Linked DNA regions of Homo sapiens: region 1 is linked to region 2. The links are chromatin contacts, found by Hi-C or POLR2A ChIA-PET in ENCODE. All regions are on one chromosome and are shown on one strand. The core of a region is the stretch at or near the end of the contact, and the rest is flanking DNA. Distances in the headings are between cores, read along the strand shown. Region 1 holds the start of HMCES (5-hydroxymethylcytosine binding, ES cell specific). Region 2 has its middle 22 kb from the start of RPN1.

Region 1 (6,355 bases), core at 1,503-4,002, 600 kb after region 2:
TTGTATACCTTTCTTCCTACACTGTGGACAACATAATATGTTACCACACTTTATGATCTTTTCCAGTCTGTGTGGACAATGATATCTTAGTGTAGTTTTTGTATTTTCAATGAAGTTAAGTATCTTCTTAAATGTTGAGGCATTTGTATTTCCTTTTCTGATCATTGTCTTCATATCCTTTGTCTTATTTTCTACAGGGTTGGCTGAGTGTACCCACACTCATTCTCCTTCCCAGATTATTTACTAGCAAACTCCAGAAATAGCATTTTATATGTAAATCCTGTATCTGTATGTTTCTCTAAGAGAGAATGACCCCTTCCCTTTTTTAAAGGACAATACAATTATCATACCTAAAACAGTTAACAAAAGGAAATGGGATGATTTTTTTTGGCTGAGTGTTTATAAACAGGGTTGAAAGGAGGCTCTGCTTCAGTACCCTGCCTACAGCTGACAGTTTGTAGCCACATTGAAACAACCTAGTCCCCTGGGTCTTGCAGACACCTGCCCTGTGGTTTTCTCGTGGTGGGGCTGTCCCCTTCATTTGTGCTCTCAGATTCAGTCAACGTGCAAGAGCCTCTGTGACATGAGATATAAGCCTTTTATGTCCATCAGTTCATTTGAACTTAGCAGAAGCCTGAAATATGGTATTATCATCCCTGCCACTTTGTAGTTGAGGATACTGAAGTCCTGAGAGACAGTGACTTTCTTTTTTTTTTTTTTTTTTGAGACGGAGTCTAGCTCTGTCACCCAGGCTGGCATGCAGTGGCACAATCTCTGCTCGCTGCAACCTCCGCCTCCCGGGTTCAAGCGATTCTCCTGCTTCAGCCTCCCGAGTAGCTGGGATTACAGGCGTCCACCACCATGCCCAGCTAATTTTCGTATTTTTAGTAGAGATGGGGTTTCACTGTGTTGGCCAGGCTGGTCTCGAATTCCTGACCTCATGATCTGCCCACCTCAGCCTCCCAAAGTGCTGGAATTACAAGCGTGAGCCACCGCGCCTGGCTGAGAGACAGTGACTTTCACAGTGAAATCCCTCACTCAGGGATTTCAGCCCAGCTCTCCTGCCCGTTTCACTACACCAGAGCTGCCTTCATGGGTTGCTGCAAATGCCATCCTTAGCCTGCCCTGTACAGTCCCTTCTGCTGTATATATCTGTACTTCTCTCTTCCCTTCTAGGTGTGTTCCGGGGTGGTCATGACATCCTGGTGCGCTCCCGGCTGCTGCTTTTGGACACAGTGACAATGCAGGTGACAGCCAGAAGTTTGGAGGAGCTGCCAGTAGACATCATCTTGGCATCTGTGGGATAAGAGGCCAGCCTGCATAGGACCTCATACCCTTCCCCAACACTACCTGGAAGTTGTGCCTTCCTCATGAAACTGGCAGAAACCCCTTCCCAAGCTTCTGTATTGAAAAACAATTAGGAATCATTGCAGATTTTTTTTTATTCTGCTCCCACCTCCCACCCGGGACTACTTGCTGGTGACTTTTTTTTTTTTTTTTTTTAAATAGGGGATGATTTTAGCTTGTCCTAAATCTTGCTGTCCACCCTTCCAGGAAAGGGACATTGTAAATGAATAAAACATTCTCAACTCCTCTTGAATCTATCCCCCAAGAAACCATCTTATCCCTGTAATAAATCAGCATGTATTTATTGAATGATTGCTACTTCTGCAGACTCATGCTTCAGGGCTCCACCTTCCCCTTCAAGGCCTCCCCTAAAGAGGCAGAACACCTGCCCTGTCCCCCTTGCACCCACAGCCCTTTGGCTGTTGTAGTCCTGTGAGGCAGGACCCTCTCCCCGTCATCGCTGTCCCAGCACCAAGCCCAGGGGTGGGAGCGGTAGAGGGTGGTTGAGTGAATCAGCTAACAGGCAGAGTTCACACTCCCTCCCGTTCGTGCTTCTTCACAACGCATCCTCCTTTGATAGTCGATAAATGGAGGCTCCAAAGGGCTTGGGTCCTGTGTCTGATCGTTCCAGCATCTGGTCTTACATGGAGTGTGCCCTGGGGTTTCTGCTCCCTGTTCAGTTCAGCGAATCAGCATAGGCGAACAGCCCTCTAGAGCATTCTCTGTTGGTTGCAGATGAAGAATCTCCGGTTTAGGTCCCAAGGGGAGCAGGCTTTTAAACTCAAGCCAGGCTATTTTACCAACTTTGAGGCCAAAGTACACCCGAAAGGGCTGTTTTAAAAATCTGGGCCTCACCCTTAGAGATTCAGCTGAGGGGCTGGGGCAGGAAAGGCTTATTCTAGTGCCCACCAATGTTTGAGGGCGAAGTGCGCGATTCCTGGAAGTTCTTCTGACTTTCATTTCTTCAGTGTTCCTCCATTTTTGCCTCGCACTGTGAGGCAGCTGGCAGGACTGTGAAGTAAGGAGTGGAGTTTCCTGGTTTCCCGCCTTCCATGACCCTGTGCCCTAGACTCAGCGCGGCGGGAACCTTCCCTGCCAGCCCTGAAACACGCTGGGGGCGGGGAGGAAGGTTAACCCCGCCAGGGAACGGCCAATATGGAGGAAAGTGGAGTCCCGAGAAGCTTGGGATCGATATGTCTCCCAAGGCAGTCACTGTCTCCTGGGGAAACGGGAGAAAATTCATCCCAAACCGGAGGGGAGAAGACGCCGCCTCCGGGGCCCGAGGGCACCGCGGGAACCAAGGGCCCTTGGGGGCGGGGCCTGGCGCCGGGAGCGCGGGCTGAGGCGGGGCTGACGTGAGGGGCGGTGACGCGGGTGGCCAAAGCGGAGCGGAGCGGGGGTGAGGAGAGTCGAGGGAGGTGACGCGCGCTGCCGGGGCGAGGTGAGGGGAGGGGAGGCGACGCGGGCGGTCGGGGTATGGCGAGGGGAGGGGAGGGGAAAGGAAGCGACGCGAGCTGACAGAGGGGAGCAGAGGCCCGAGCGGACGCGAGGCGACGCGGAGAGGGCGGCCTGGGCCGAAGTGAGGCGACGCGGGGCGGCGGAGTCTGAGGGCCGGAGCGGAGCGGAGGCGACGCGGGGAGGGGCGAGGGATCGCGGCCGGTGGCTGGGGGCCACCTGCTCCCCGAGCACCGGCCCCCGCTCCGGGGAGCAGAGTCCGGAGCGGGATCCGCGGCCCACAGGTTCGCAGGTCGGGCCCGGGGACGCTGCGGACTAGCGGGCGGGAGGCGGGGATTCTGCACCCCGGCCCCGGGCCGTCCAGTGGCCGCCCTCGAGGTGACCGGTTGCTGGCCGGCGTGGGTCGCTGACCCCAGCGGGGACTGGGGGGAAGGACGGGGAGTTGGGGGCACCAAGTCACCCGGAGGAGGCGACCCCAGCTAGCTGCGCTTGCCCTGCTTCGCTGGACTGTGAAGCCCCCTCCGCTGCGGCTCTTCCTGCGCTCAGGCAGGCATTTGCAGAGCTCCTCTCGGGACTTGCCTCAGTGCCCTGCACGGAGCTGGGCAGTGGGCTCAGGGAGCGAAGCAAACGGGCACATCCTTGTCTTTGTGGGACTTTTTGGGGAAGACTTTAGACGGTGGTCACGGAGGGGCACGGCCCTGTGGGAACGGAAAGAGAAGGCGGGGACTCAAGGAATAAGACCTAATATTTGAGATACGTAAGCCTTTTCCTTACGTTTTGTAATTTAAAGGTTGCGAGGGGCGGTGTTGAAGAATGTGTGGGCGAACATCCTGTCACTTACCTAGAGATGTTCTCACGAGAGCTTGCGCCTACCAGGATCGGCGGGGCCAGCAGCGGCTCCCGGAGTGGAGGGACCCTGATAAGTACTGCCCCTCTTACAACAAGAGTCCTCAATCCAACAGCCCAGTGCTTCTGTCTCGACTGCACTTTGAGAAGGTAACCAGCATTGCACTATGCTAGCCCCTCGCCCAGCCTCGTGATGGTCATCTCCTATTTGGTTTGGTGTGTGCTCAGCCTCTTGGGATGACATTAAAAACCAGCCTTTACTGATATATTCTGACTTCCAGTTGAGAACCTCTCTTGGCCTCATGAAAGAAGTTTTATCAGTGGCTTCTAACACTGATAAAGACGTATTTTTCAGGCTCAATTTAAATGCCTTTGCTATACATGGCATACTAGCCTTAATATATGCCAAATTTATATGAGCTTTGTGTTTTAAAATAGCAGCTTTCACTGATCATCAGGGTCATTGGAGTATCTTAAAAATATAATAAAAAAATTTAAGGCCAGGTGCCATGGCTCATGCCTGTAACCCCAGCACTTTGGGAAGCCGAGGTGGGAGGATCACTTGAGCCTAGGAGTTGGAGACCAGCCTGGGCAACATAGGGAGACCCCATCTCTACAAAAAATAAAAAAATGAGGTGGGAAGATCACTTGAGCTGGGGAGGTCGAGGCTTCATGAGCCATGGTTGTACCACTGCACTCCCACCTGGGTGACAGATCAAGACCCTGCCTAAAGAAAAAATTTAAAAAAATAAAAAATTTAAGAATATTTCTATGCCCTTTACCAGGCCAGCTTAATCAGACTTCTCTAGGCCTAGGACAGGCTTAAGATCAGTTAATTTAAAACACTTCTGATGTTTCTTGAGCATTGAAAAGTTTTATTCTTTCTGCTTGTGTTTTCAATCTTTTTGTGTTTGTCTTTTACTAAGGCTAGAAACACGTATTTGGTTTGGTTATCTGAAGTTTAATTGCATTCATTGTGTTTATAGTATTTATCCCTGTAGTGTTGGAATTACCAGTCACTTACATTCATATTTTAGTTTTTTGCCTTATCTCCTGAAAGTGTGTGTGTCTTTGTATGTGTGTGTAATAAAAATGCTTCGTTCTAGAAAGTAATAGTTTCTCCATGTCTTAAATATTTTAAATGACCTTGACATGTTTTTAAAAATCGTGATTGTTGGCTGGGCACGGTGGCCCACGCCTGTAATCCTAGCACTTTGGGAGGTGGAGGCGGGCGGATCACGAGGTCAAGAGATCGAGACCATCCTGGCCAACATGGTGAAACCCTATCTCTACTAAAAATACAAAAATTAGCTGAGTATGGTGGCACGCACCTGTAGTCCCAGTTACTTGGGAGGCTGAGGCAGGAGAATCACTTGAACCTGGGAGGTGGAGGTTGCAGTGAGCTGAGATTGCACCACTGCACTCCAGCCTGGCGGCAGAGCGAGACTCCATCTCAAAAAAAAAAAATTGTGATTGTTTCCTTCCTGAATTTTGACTGTATTTGATTCATAATGCTGAAATCACTTTATAAAGTTGATTATACCTCTGGTACATACTCTTTAAACTTTTGTGATAATATGATAGTCAAAAAGGACTCATTTCTGCATTATAGGGAATCACATCATTTTGAAATAAAGATAACAGGCTGGGCATGGTGGCTCACACCTGTAATCCTAGCACTTTGGGAGGCCAAGACGGCTGGACCACCTGAGGTCAGGAGTTCGAGACCAGCCTGGCCAACATGGTGAAACCCCGTCTCTACTGCAAATACAAAAATTAGCTGGGTGTGATGGCGGGCGCCTGTAATCTCAGCTACTTGGGAGGCTGAGGCAGGAGAATCGCTTGAACCCGGGAGGCGAAGGTTGGGGTGAGCCAAGATTGTGCCACTGTACTCTGGCCTGGGCAACAGAGTGAGACTCCATCTCAAAAAGAAATAAAGATAACAAATAATGGCTGGGCACGGTGGCTCACGCCTGTAATCTCAGCACTTTGGGAGGCTGAGGCGGGGCAGTGGGATCTCTTGAGGTCACGAGTTTGAGATCAGTCTGGCCAACATGATGAAACTCTGTCTGTACTATAAAAAAAAAAAATGTGGAGGTTGCAGTGAGTCGAGAATGTGCCACTGCACTCCAGCCTGGGTGACAGAGCAAGACTCAGTCTCAAAAAAAAAAAAAAAAAAAAAATCAAATAATGTTCTTGGTTGAATGAAGCCATTTATATGACATAGTTATTTTTGTGTCATTTTTAGAGGATGCATACTTCCCTATTGAAACTTTTTGTTTTAAATGAGAGGGGAATCAAAATAAAATATTCTGGAGAACCTTGAAGGGGAAAAGAGAGCATAAAACATATTTCAAAGGAAAGCATAACTTAGAGTGAGAATAGAGAGCAGGATTAAGTGTATGAGCCTGGCCAGGCCTGGTGGCTCACGCCTGTAATTCTAGCACTTTGGGGGAGGCTGAGGCCAGAGAATTGCTTCAGGCCAGGATTTCAGGACACCAGCCTGAGCAAATGAGACCCTGTTTTTAACAAAAAAAAAAAAAAAAAGCCTTAGTCATTTATATGACCTCCTTAGAATTATAGAAAGTTAGCTGGAAGAAAAATTTGTCTAACAGATGTAAAGATAGAAGTATACATAGATTATGACTTGTCCTAGGTTACCTAATCAGTGAGGGACAGAACTAGAACTGAGATCCAGACCACCGTC
Region 2 (6,801 bases), core at 3,833-6,332:
AGAAAGAGAAAAAGAAAGAAAGAAAGGAACCACGAAATAGCCAGGCAAGTCCAGGAGTGACAGGGCCAAAACCTTCCGCCACAGCTCCCATCAGACAACTAGCCATATCTCTGGAGGAGCCTTGGGAACCCTTGACTTTGGCAGGTAAGAATATTAACTTCCTTCTGGGCTGCTTATTCTGTTTTGTCCCATTATAATGGGCCTCTGTCACCCCAAAACTGTATGATCACAGGGTAGATGGACAAGCCCATAGAGAGCATTTTACCTATCATCTAAGCTGTTCTTCAGGGACTTTGGTTTCCTCACACACCTTTCTTATCAGGCCTGGATGCTTCAGGACAGTTGCAGCAACTGCTCTTTTAGTAGATGAAACCAATAAACTGGCTTTAGGACAACATCTGGAGGTTTTAACCCCACACCAAGTACAAGGAGTCCTAGAAGCTAAAGGACACCAGTGGATGACGAGGACACTTACGGAAATATCAGGCTTTGTTGTTAGACACTCCTGATGTAACACTTAAAAGTATGCCAGACTTGGAATCCAAACTCATCTTTGGAGAAATACACAGACCTGTCTCCTGTGTCCTTAAGCTTAGCAAAATAAACTTCTAAATTGATTGAGACTTGTCTCAAATACTTTTTGGTTCATACTTTCTTTATATGTCCCCTATTTACTCATTTCTTTTACTTCATTTCATAAATAATCTTTAAATAACCTTTGAATTAGACAAAAATTATTTTATTTATTATTTATTTATTTATTTATTTTGAGATGGAGTCTTGCTCTGTTGCCCAGGCTGGAGTGCAGTGGCGCGATCTTGGCTCACTGCAACCTCCACCTCCTGGGTTCATGCCATTCTCCTGCCTCAGCCTCCTGAGTAGCTGGGACTACAGGCGCCCGCCACCACACCCGGCTAATTTTTTTTTATATTTTTAGTAGAGACGGGGTTTCACTGTGTTAGCCAGGCTGGTCTCGATCTCCTGACCTCGTGATCCGCCCGCCTTGGCCTCCCAAAGTGCTGGGATTACAGGCTTGAGCCACTGCACCTGGCTATTTTTCTTCAAATAAGAACACTTCTTTTTAGAAAAACGTTTTCCATTGAGCCTGGCGCGGTGGCTCACACCTGTAATCCCAGCACTTTGGGAGGCTGAGGCGGGCCGATCACCTGAGGTCAGGAGTTCAAGACCAGCCTGGGCAACATGGTGAATCCCCGTCTCTACTAAAAATACAAAAAATTAGCCGGGCGTGGTGGCATATGCCTGTAGTCCCAGCTACTCAGGAGGCTGAGGCAGGAGGATTGCTTGAACCCAGGAGGCAGAGGTTGTAGTGAGCTGAGATTGCGCCACTATACTCCAGCCTGGGCAACAGAGCGAAACTCCATCTCAAAAAAAAAAAAAAAGAACCTTAAAATTACATAAATGGGTTTTATTTCTATTTTTACCAATAACTCAGAACATGATGATCTCTTCTTTTTTTTTTTTTTTTTTTTTTTTTTGAGACAAAGTCTCACTCTTTCGCCAGGCTGAAGTGCAGTGGTGTGATCTCGGCTCACTGCAACCTCTGCCTCCTGGGTTGAAGGGATTCTCATGCCTCAGCCTCCCAAGTTGCTAGGATTACAGGCGGCCGCCACCACGCCCGGCTTTTTTTTTTTTTTTTTTTTTAGTAGAGACAAGGTTTCACTATGTTGGCCAGGATGGTCTCTATCTCCTGACCTCAGGCGATCCACCCGCCTCAGCCTCCCAAAGTGCTGGGATTACAGGCATGAGCCACCACCCCTGGCCAAACATGATGACCTCTGAGCTCACTGTGTATGTGCTGTGTGTATATCTCCTTCTGCCTGCCCATGTCAGAGGTGGCTGTGACTTGCGTACTCTCCCAATCATATTTCCCCTCCACCTCTTCCCTCATACTGTCATGTCATTTTACTCACGTGATATGACTGGCTTCCTCCACATCATGTGACTGTAAAGCTAACATTTGCATTTTAAAGCCTTTATTTTTTAAGAGCAGTATTAGATTCACAGTAAAATTGAACAGAAGGTACAGAGAGTTCTCATATGCCTCCTGCCCCCACGCATGCACAGCCTTCCCCACTGTCCATATCCCCAGCAGAGTGGTGCATTTGTCACAGTGGATGACCCCACCCGGGCATATCATTGATCACTGAGTCCATAGTTTGCATGAGGCTCAGTCCTGGTGTTGGACAGTCTATGGGTTTGGACAAATGTATAATGACATACATCGTCCACCATTTTAGCATTACACAGTATTTTCACTGCCCTAAAAGTCCTCTGTGTTCTGCCTATTCATCCATTCTTCCACCTCACCTCGCTTTAGCCCCCGGAAGCCACTGATCTTTTTTTTTTTTTTTTGAGATAGTCTCCCTCCTGTCCCACAGGCCGGAGTGCAGTGGTGCGATCTCGGCTCACTGCAGCCTCCACCACCTGGGTTCAAGGGATTTTCCTTCTTTAGCCTCTCGAGTAACTGGGATTACAGGTGTGTGCCACCACGCCCAGCTAATTTTTGTATTTTTACTAGAGATGGAGTTTTGCCATGTTGGCCAGGCTGGTCTCAAACTCCTGACCTCAGGTGATCCACCCACCTTGGCCTCCCAAAGTGCTAGGATTACAGGCATGAGCCACCACGCCCGGCCCACTGATATTTTACTGTCCCCATAATTTATGCCATTTCCAGAATGTCATATAGTTGGAATAATACATTATGTAGGCTTTTCAGATTGTCTTCTTTCACTTAGTAATGTGCACTTAAGTTTCCTTGGTCAGGAGTGGTGGTCCACGCTTGTAATCCCAGCACTTTGGGAGACTGAGGTGGGGAGATTTCTTGAACCCAGGAGTTCAAGACTAACCTGGGCAAGATAGTGAGGCCCAGTTTCTACCAAAAAATTTTTTTTTTTAAATTATGTGGGCATGGTGGCAAATCTGTAGTCCCAGCTACTTGGGAGGTTGAACCAGAAGGACTGCTTGTGTCCAGGAGGTTGAGGCTGCAGTGAGATGTCATGGCACCACTGCACTCCAGCTTGGGTGACAGAGCAAGACCCTGTCTAAAAAAAAAAAAAATGCTTCTATGTCTTTTGTTTTTAGCACTAAATAACATTACATTGGATTTTCCACAGGAACTTATCCATTCACCTACTGAAAGACATCTTGGTTGCTTCCAAGTTTTGGCAATTATGAATAAATGAATACACATCCATGTGCAGGTTTTTGTGTGACACAAATTTTCAACTCCTTTGGGTGAATACCAAGGAGTACAATTGTATGAATTGTATGGTAAGGGTATGTTTAGTTCAGTATGAAACTGCCAAACTGTCTTCCAAAGTGGCTGTGCCATTTTACATTCCCATCAACAATGAATGAGAGTTAATGTTGCTCCACATCCTCGTCAGCACTTGGGCCATTCTAATAGGTGTCCAGTGGTATCTCATTGTTTTAATTTGCATTCCCCTGATGATAGATGATAGGAAGGATCTTTCTTCTGCTTGATTTGCTGTCTGTAGACCTTCTTTGCTAAGGTGTCTATTAAGGTCTTTAGCCCACTTTTTTTTTTTTTTTTTTTTTGAGACAAGGTCTCGCTCTGTCACCCAGGCTGGAGTGCAGGGGCACTCATTGCAACCTCCAGCTTCCAGGCTCACAAGATCCTCCCACCTCAGCCTCCCCAGTAGCTGGGACTACAGGTGCATGCCACCACACCCAGCTACATATATATCTATATATATATATATATAGTTGTTTTTGTTGTTTGTTTGTTTGTTTTTGAGACAGAGTCTTGCTCTGTCGCCAAGGCTGGATGCAGTGGTGTGATCTAAGCTCACTGCAACCTCCGCCTCCCAGGTTCAAGCGATTCTCCTGCCTCAGCCTCCTGAGTAGCTGGGATTACAGACACATGCCACCACGTCCAGCTAATTTTTGTATTTTTAGTAGAGAGGAGGTTTCACCACGTTTGCCAAGCTAGTCTCGAACTCCTGACCTCAAGTGATCCGCCCACCTCGGCTTCCCAAAGTGCTGGGATTACAGGCGTGAGCCACTGTGCCCAGCTAATTTTTGTATTTTTTGTAGAGATGGGGTTTCACCATGTTGCCCAGGTTGGTCTCAAACTCCTAGGCTCAAGTGATCCTCCTGCCTCAGCCTCCCAAAATGCTGGGATTATAGGCATAAGCCACTGTGCCCAGCTAGCTAACTTTTGTTTTGAGACAGAATCTCACTATGTTGCCCAGGCTGGAGTGCAGTGGTGATTCATAGGCACTATCCCACTACTGATCAGCACAGGAGTTTTGACCTGCTCCATTTCTGACGTGGGCCTATTCACCCCACCTAAGGCAGCATAGTGGTCTCTGGCTTCTAACAGGGCATCACATTTTTTTTTTTTTTTTTTTTTTTTTTGAGACAGAGTCTAGCTCTTGTTGCCCAGGCTGGAGTGCAATGGCGTGATCTCGGCTCACCGCAACCTCCGCCTCCCAGGTTCAAGCAATTCTCCTGCCTCAGCCTCCTTAGTAGCTGGGCCTACAGGCTTGCACCATTATACTCGGCCAATATTTTGTATTTTTTGTAGAGATAGGGTTTCACCATGTTGGCCAGGCTGGTCTTGAACTCCTGGCCTCAGGTGATCTTCCCACCTTGGCCTCCCAAAGTGCTGGGATTACAGGCATGAGCCACCGCGCTGGAGTGCAGTGGCACAATCTTGGCTCACTCAACCTCTGCTTCCTGGGTTCAAGTGATTCTCCTGTCGCAGCCTCCTGAGTAGCTGGGACTACAGGCACGTGGCACCACGCCCAGCTAATTTTTGTATTTTTAGTAGAGATGGGATTTCACCATATTGGCCAGAATGATCTCAATCTTTTGACCTCGTGATCTGCCCATTTCGGCCTCCCACAGTGCTGGGATTACAGGCGTGAGCCACCACGCCCGGCCTTATTTTATTTATTTTTTACTGTGTCCCAGGTTTCTTTAAGAACAAAGTGATACATGATGTAGGGATTAAAAGCAAAAGCATCATTGAACTTCACCTTCCCTCCAACCAGTTGTCCCAAAATCCCCTGCCCCCACCCTTTGTGTGCCCAATTCCTTCCTTAGTGAATGAGGAACTTAAGCCCAAAAGCCCTGGCACAAACTCCAGGTTCTCCTCCCCTAGCTTCTTCCCTTCCTCTGTCCCCCATTCCTAGAAGGGCAGGCACCTCAGTTTCAATTCATGGCAGGGCCAAGTGGCAACAGAGACGGGGTAAAGGCTTCCCCTCGCAGCATAGTGAAGTGGGGGCTCCCATAGCCTGGGGTATCAAAATGGGGCCCTGGGGCCGGAGGAAAGAACACTGGCCCCCTGATAAGGGAGACCCAGCAGCCTGAAAATCCTCTCGTAGTGCATAGTCATTGCTTCATCACTTACCCTTCTGGCGCCAGTTACAGAACCACACTGGGGCCACATCCTCTCCAGCCCAACCTGGAGATCTGCTGCAGTGTGGGTTTGTGGGCGCACTGGCTGATGTGGCTGATCTGCTGGGCAATGTGGCTAATCTGCTGTAGTGTGGGTTTCAGGCACTGCAGGAACAAGTTCTCCAGCTTGCCTCTCACTCGGTTCTTCTTCTTTTTTTTTTTTTTTTTTTTTTTGAGATGGAGTCTCGCTCTGTCGCCCAGGCTGGAGTGCAGTGGCGCGATCTCTGCTCACTGCAAGCTCCGCCTTCCGGGTTCAGGCAATTCTCCCGCCTCAGCCTCCTGAGTAGCTGGGACTACAGGTGCCCGTGACCACACCCGGCTAATTTTTTTTTGTATTTTTAGTAGAGACAGGGTTTCACTTTGTCAGCCAGGATGGTCTCGATCTCCTGACTTCGTGATCCTCCCGCCTCGGCCTCCCAAAGTGCTGGGATTACAGGTGTGAGCCACCGCGACTGGCCCGGGTTCTTGTTCTTTCGGCCTGCCTGAGGGTCTCTGCTTTGCATATCTCCTGAAGCTCTTCATTGTTGGCTGCTTCCTCCACCCACTTCTGCAGCAAGGGAGGCAGCTTACACATGTTCTTGAAACTGAGCTGCAGAGCCTCAAAGCAGCTGATGGTCATTTGGCTGAACACCTTCCCAAATAGAACCCCCCAGAGGCTGGGCATGGTGACTCACTTCTGTAATCCTAGCACTTTGGGAGGCCAAGGTGGGAAGTCAGAAGTTCAAGACCAGCCTGGCCTGTAACATGGAGAAACCCCGTCTCTACTAAAAATACAAAAATTAGCTGGGCATAGTGGCACATGCATGTAATCCCAGCTACTTGGGAGGCTGAGGCACGAGAATCGCTTGAACCCAGGAGGCAGAGTGAAACGCCTAACCTTGTTTTTACTCTAACTCGTTACTTTGAATTTTATCCTGCTTGTCTCTTTAATCACCTAGCCTTGCTTCTCATGTAAATAAGACTCTCTCTAGCTGGGAAAGCCAGACAAACTCCAATTGACCCCTTAATTTACAAGATACTAAGGGCTCCTTACCCAACCCCCTTCCGCAAGGAGTTAACCTGTGTAAGCAGATCCTCAGCATTTCAAAGTAGCCCAATTAACTGATAAGGTACTAGCACCAACAATGTATGAAGTTCCCAGGATTTTTCTCAAAGAGATAACAACATAAAGCCTTGAGTTCCTGTCCGGCATACCCCCTATATCTAATTATAATAAAGGTTTAAAGCCTTGCACCTGGTACCGTTGCTCTTCTTGTAACCATTTGTCTTTTAAATTGTTTATCTCTTTGTAACCATTTTTTTTTTATTCTTGCATGTTTTTACTTCTGTAGAATTATTGCATTTGAGTTCCCCTCC

What was found. Hi-C counts contacts between places; a loop is a spot of excess contacts on that map. ChIA-PET counts read pairs that join two places held with the same protein, here RNA polymerase II (POLR2A). Pooled maps may share reads with other maps.
Region 1: a pooled map shows a loop between it and region 2 (5-fold over the local background). The contact joins the promoter of HMCES here to the enhancer-like site in region 2. A Hi-C loop is called at or near these places in 7 of 50 pooled maps. POLR2A ChIA-PET finds 5 or more read pairs at or near these places in 4 of 52 experiments (A549, CD4-positive, alpha-beta T cell, activated naive CD4-positive, alpha-beta T cell and 1 more).

What each region holds. Positions count from the first base shown.
Region 1 is chr3:129,276,118-129,282,472 of GRCh38, forward strand. HMCES (5-hydroxymethylcytosine binding, ES cell specific) reads left to right here and starts at 2,753. Exons shown (of 7, transcript NM_020187.3): 1 at 2,753-2,788; 2 at 3,593-3,798. The coding sequence starts at 3,616. COPG1 (coat protein complex I subunit gamma 1) reads left to right here. Exons shown (of 24, transcript NM_016128.4): 24 at 1,177-1,656. The coding sequence ends at 1,307. RefSeq lists silencers at 2,608-2,957, 2,968-3,357 and an enhancer at 3,778-3,907.
Region 2 is chr3:128,669,474-128,676,274 of GRCh38, forward strand. It overlaps the pseudogene POU5F1P6. Among named protein-coding and RNA genes, the nearest start is that of RPN1, 22 kb to the left of the region's middle. RefSeq lists an enhancer at 5,863-5,932. Within about 2 kb of position 5,083, at least 5 of the 41 ENCODE cell types and tissues checked have a DNase peak (open chromatin) inside an H3K27ac peak, as active enhancers do.